2 separate regions of the Homo sapiens genome follow, and region 2 is linked to region 1. Evidence: chromatin contacts called from ENCODE Hi-C or POLR2A ChIA-PET data. All regions are on one chromosome and are shown on one strand. The core of a region is the stretch at or near the end of the contact, and the rest is flanking DNA. Distances in the headings are between cores, read along the strand shown.

Region 1 (2,787 bases), core at 99-2,598:
GAGATGGTGTTTTGCCATGTTGCCCAGGCTGGTCTTGAACTCCTGGCCTCAAGCAATCCACCCACCTTGGCTTCACAAAATGCTGGGATTACAGGCGTGAGCTACCACGTCTGGCCCACTTTGACTTTTTAATCCTAACATCTTACCCTCTGTCCATTCAACAGAAACTTGGCTATGGCCACACAGCTAGGAAGGCGGGCAGGCAGTGCTGGGCAGGAAACTGTCAAGCCCTGGGGTTGTGGTCCAGGCTGGATCCCCTACCTTCTGGTAGGGATTCTTGTGGCTTAATCTCTGTACTTTGGATCCTAGAATGTCAGAGCCGAAAGGAACCTTTTGGGGCCCCATTTTACAAATGGGGCAACTGAGGCACAGAGAAGGGCTGGAAATTACTAGAAGCCACTGAGTAAGAGCCAGAGCAGAACTGGAAACTAGGTCCCTTGACATGTTTAGAAGAAGTAGCTAGCTAGATATCAGGAGTGGAAATTAGAAGAGAAAGACCAAGGAGGAGAAATGGCTCTCTGAGGAGGGTGTCTGACTGTGATGGCTGTTAGTGGGGCTACGAGGGATTAGAGAAGACTTGAGGAGGAGTCCCTTAGATCACTGGTTCAAAAGGGAAGAGAGGGTTAAGAAAACAGGACTTTGCCAAGGAGTGGACAGCCCTCTAAACTGGAATCCATTTGGATCCAGCCTGGCCATAGATCTCCAGATGCTAAACAGAATTTCTTGTTCTGGGCCTGGTCAGTTTGGAAGTCCTTGGTCAGTAGCATTTGGCTGGCAGCGAGCCGCCAGATGGCCTGCTCTGTGAGCACTTGCTGAAATCAGAGGCAAGGCTTGGTTCCCCTTCCCGGGAGCCTGCACTCCAGGTACCTCTGTGAGGCCCCACTCCAGTTCTCTGTCAGCATCTGCTCGGGGCTTTCCTCTTTCTAGGTCTTCTTCACAGCTCCTCCTATGTCACATTGCCTCGGGTCCCACCAGCACTGCCCTAAGCTGGAAAATCCCTCCGAGCCCAAGCAGCCCGTGACCATAGAGGCAGGAAACTATGACACTAGAGGCACACAGGGTGTGAGGTTTATTCTTGGTATGTGGTTGGGAAAGGCGGGGTTGAATGGCGGTGGGGTGGGATGGGATCCTCAAGAGAGATAGAGAAATCCAAAAAGAAGGAACCCCTTTGAGAATATCAGAGTAGTTTTCTTTTCTTTTGTTTTCTTTTCTTTTCCTTTTTTTTTTTTTTGAGACAGGGTCTCACTCTGTCACCCAGGCTGGAGTGCAGTGACATGATCTTGGTTCACTGCAATCTCTGCTATCCGGGGTCAAGCGATTCTCCTGCCTCAGCCTCCTGAGTAGCTGGAACTACAGGTGCACACCACTGCACCCGGCTAATTTTTGTATTTTTTGTGGAGTCGGGGTTTCACCATGTCGCCAAGGCTGGTCTCGAACTCCTGGCCTCAAGTAATCTGCCCACCTCAGCCTCCCAAGTTGCTGGGATTACAGGCATGAGCCACTGCACCCTGCCTCAGAGTAGTTTTCTTTCCCAGCGTGTTCCCTTTGCTTCAAGCCTCTGGGATTGTCTCTCTTCCTTGGGGTAGCCTCTGGGTGTGCGGGGAGCAGGGGAGCATTTTAGGATCAAGGGTTCAGCTCCTCAATCAGGGTCTCCAACCTATAGAGTTTAGCAGTAGCAATCGTAGTAACATAGGGAATATTGAAATTAACTGATCACTTTCTAGATGCCAGGTTTTATGTACCTAGTACAGTGCCTGGAACACAGTAAGTCCTCAATATATGGTAACGTGATTGTATGATTGTAATCCACCTTAGGAAGTGGCATGGGGCCAGGCATGCCTGTAATCCCAGCCCTTTGGGAGGCTGAGGCAGGCAGATCACTTGAGGTCAGGCATTCGAGACCAACCTGGCCAACATGGTGAAACCCCGTCTCCACTAAAAATACAAAAATTAACTGGGCATGGTGGTGGGTGCCTGTAATCCCAGCTACCTGGGAGGCTGAGGCAGAAGAATCTCTTGAGCCCGGGAAGTGGAGGTTGCAGTGAGCCGAGATGATGCCATTGCACGCCAGCCTGGGCGACAGAGTGAGACTCTGTCTCAAAAAAAAAAAAAAAAAAAAAGAAGAGGCATGAATCCCAATCCCATTTTAGAGATGGGGAAACAGATTCAAAGACCACAAGTCATTTTTCCAACATGGTACAGCTGGCTATTCATTCGCTCACTGATTCAATAAGTATTCATGGAGTCCTTGCTGTGTGGCAGCCACTGCTGTAGATGACAGAAATGGAGCCCTGCACGTGGCCCCCGCCGTCAGGGTTCATCTGTGTGTGTTCTACTGAAGGGAGTCAGGTGATGAACACACAGCAAGTCAATAAGGAAGGGAATTGCAGATTGGAATAGAAAACAGGCATTGCAGGGAGATGTGGAAGAAGTGAGAACATGACAGTGCTTTAGAAAGGAAGAGAAGGGAAGCCTTTTTAAAAATCTTTATTTTTTGTAGAGATGGGATCTCTCTGTGTTTCCCAGGCTGGTCTCAAACTCCTGGGCTCAAGTGATCCTCCTACCTCGGCTTCCCAAAGTGCTGAGATTATAGTCATGAGCCACCATGCCCAGCCAAGGGAAGGCTTTTTAAGGGAGGTGACACTGAAGCTAGGATTTGATGAGTGTGAAGGAGCTGGGGAAAGGTCGTTTACAGCAGGGGCAACACCAACAGCAAAGGCCTTGTGTGGGGAGAGAACTTGGTTGGTTTTCAGGAGGTTCAGGGAGGCCAGTGGGAGTGAGGTGAGC
Region 2 (2,952 bases), core at 353-2,852, 160 kb after region 1:
CAAACCGACTGTACTTCAAACTGATCCTAAAGAAAGTACATAAATGGAATAGCAGTTAAGTCACAAATGCCAAATGAAAGCCACCAACCAGTCACTGTATATTCTGCATCATTTATTAAATATTTTTATATATGCATTTACAAACTTTACTCATTTCAGAACTCTGCTTTCAATGCATTTTTAAACTGTTTTTTTTTTTTTTGCAGAGAGATTCTCTTGTAAAATGAGATCCATGTACAAAACTAGGCAACAGATATAAAAGTTTCCTTTCATATTTTTCATCCATCAAGAAAAGAAATCATGTGACAAGAAATAAAACCAAAATGTGGCTCTTTCAGAAGAATAACATGTCTGTGGTCAACTATGACTTCTAATGAGATAGTTCATATTTCATCTTTATATGGATGTATATAGTTTTAATACTTCTTAGCTACTGTAGCATGTTGGTTCAGATGAAGAAAAAATAAACTCTATTGTTTGGACTAGATAATCTAGAAACCATCAATTATGCATGTCTTTATAATGCGACATCAAAATTTACCCAGGAGATGACACTGATTGGCCAGCAGTATGCATTTATCCTGAACATTGCATAGAAAGTTCCCTTTAAAAAATTCATTATCTTCTTCACAAGCTAAAGTATGAGCCTCTAATTTGGCTCTCTTATTTAAAGAAATAGTTTAAATGATCAATTTAGAAGCTTAAAAGTATCTTTGAAACTAAAGTTGCTTTTCTTAAAATGAATGCTGATTTAACAGTTCATAGACTTGGAGCATTATCACTAGGAGACGGAGGCACTACTGCCACTAACGAGAAACAGCATCACCAGAGGATAATTACATGGTACAAAATGCCCAGGGGCCTGAAACTCACTATTAATATAATTTTGGCAGCAGCATCATTTGAAAGTTAACCATTTATTACATAGTATTAACACACCAGCTTCAAAGAAGTGCACTCCCTTTAGGACACTCGGGAGCTACAAATGTATTGTGATTGCATAATTCGTATTGCACAGTTTTATAAAAAACATAAATACTGGCTATTCTAGTTTTAAATACAAAATACATGTCATATACTTTTAAATCTATAATCTGGTTCAAGTGCAAATCAGGTGCTTTCTGTTAGTCCTTCCAAAAAAGGCATTTTTAATATTTTTGGCACAAATGAAATGTCATCATGCCAACAATTCTAATTACAATACATATATCCAAACCTTTAGAGTAGCAATCATATACATACAGTATAAAACTGAGTATTTACAAATGTATTCAGCATAAATGTAACCTTCGTGGGTGAATCAGAACTCATTAGCCATACCCACACTAATAATAATTATAAAAGGTAAATACAATTCCTTTCTTTCATTTGCTTATGCTGGTTGTTGTGGGTTGACATTCATGTGAGGAGGATGTCCTAGAAGACCAATTCTTTGTTTCTGCTTCCTTTGTTCTGTCATCTGGAAAGTTAAAAAGTTTCATCATTAGACCCAGATACTTCCTGTACGTCAAATCGCATACTGAACCATAGATTTACCTCTGTGGTTATGGTTTATACTGAAACCCACTTTCTACAAATAGTGTACCATCGCTATATCAAACACACAGCACTTCAAAAAAGGCATCTTCTTAGGCAGAATGGGAAATTCTGTGACCTAGTCATGCAATGTAACATTCAGAAGTATTGCTTGCCACTTGTTTCATAAAGAAACAAAAAACAATAAAAGCACAGGATTCTTTCTTGTTTCCCAAATGCACTTCCAAATGATTTGAAGACTCATTGGAAAATGGTGGCTTTGTACGATAGTAACAACACGCCATACTAACAAGAAAAGCAGTGTTTAGAATCCTAGGTTTGAGAGGGAGGGTTCGTGTCCACACTTTCAGTGGGTCCTGATTTTTCTCTTCAATGACTCTTGAGTAGTTGGTTAGAGAAAAAAAAAATTACCTACCATAACTAGGAAAATGAGAAATGTTCTCAAATCTCTTTGAGGTCCAGAATGATTAAATGCTGTAAATAATGCTGTGACCATTCACGGTATCTATTTCTTGCCACCCAGTAGACACTGAGGCTCGCTGAAGGTCAGGCGAGACCATTGCCTAAGACTAGTTCAAATGAAAAAGTACTTTCAAAATCCCAAACAAGAAGCCGATTCTATTCATTTGGTTGCTGAACTAAATATATTCTCATGTTGATGGGTCTCTAGACCTGTTCTAGGTATTTTAGGGCATACTTACTTCTGTCTCTGTATTAAGATTTTCCTTAACCCAGTTAGTCTTAGTTTTGGATTTTAGGGTGAGCATTCAAGTCAACTGAGATAAAAAGGCTATACGGAATATATATTCAAGAAAATTGTTGTCTGCAAGTGGGTTAAGGTCCTACTCCTATGTTTTTAGCTTCCTAAAATTGTAGAGGAATTAGGGTAAAAAGAATAAAGGCTTTGGAATCAGATCTAGTTTCTTATGGTTTTGTCATTTAACTTATCAAAGTCTGTTTTCTCATCCATACAATCAGGATGATAATTCCTAGCTGATTGGTGGAGAATTGCGAGGTTATACGCAAATTTATTAGCATAGCATCTGTCACATAGTAGATGTGACACTTAATCTCACTTTTCACATGAACTCATTTTTGGTACAAAATATCTGGAGAGAACATAAAACAAGACTAATTTACCTAGGTTCAATTTCAATGTGGTTATTTTTTCTTCTTCAAAACTAGCATTATCCTCTCAAATCAAAATACTATTTTTAGGCTCCTGTGGAGATGCTTTCTCTGTTATAATTTAGATGAGAAGACTTACAAGGACTTAGTATTTCCAAAAGGTAGCTTTTAATAAAGCTTTTAATTAAGAATTGGATTAGGAAATTCCAGCTAGCCCCTGAAGTTTCCTTAGGTGAGTGACATCTTTAAAGGAAGTGTTACACACTACACTGTATCCACAGATTCGGC

Evidence for each region. Hi-C counts contacts between places; a loop is a spot of excess contacts on that map. ChIA-PET counts read pairs that join two places held with the same protein, here RNA polymerase II (POLR2A). Pooled maps may share reads with other maps.
Region 2: a pooled map shows a loop between it and region 1 (4-fold over the local background). The contact joins two enhancer-like sites. A Hi-C loop is called at or near these places in 3 of 168 maps with a recorded cell type or tissue (B cell, CD4-positive, alpha-beta T cell and naive thymus-derived CD4-positive, alpha-beta T cell), 15 of 37 single-sample maps with no recorded cell type and 13 of 50 pooled maps. POLR2A ChIA-PET finds 5 or more read pairs at or near these places in 13 of 52 experiments (A549, GM12878, activated B cell and 7 more).

Annotation. Positions count from the first base shown.
Region 1 is chr3:5,005,096-5,007,882 of GRCh38, reverse strand. No RefSeq gene overlaps it. Among named protein-coding and RNA genes, the nearest start is that of BHLHE40-AS1, 27 kb to the right of the region's middle. RefSeq lists enhancers at 158-287, 808-1,077. Within about 2 kb of position 1,348, at least 5 of the 41 ENCODE cell types and tissues checked have a DNase peak (open chromatin) inside an H3K27ac peak, as active enhancers do.
Region 2 is chr3:4,844,646-4,847,597 of GRCh38, reverse strand. ITPR1 (inositol 1,4,5-trisphosphate receptor type 1) reads right to left here. Exons shown (of 62, transcript NM_001378452.1): 62 at 92-1,459. The coding sequence ends at 1,373. The region is part of intron 2 of LOC124906209 (a long non-coding RNA gene); the gene reads left to right. Among named protein-coding and RNA genes, the nearest start is that of EGOT, 95 kb to the right of the region's middle. Within about 2 kb of position 1,602, at least 2 of the 41 ENCODE cell types and tissues checked have a DNase peak (open chromatin) inside an H3K27ac peak, as active enhancers do.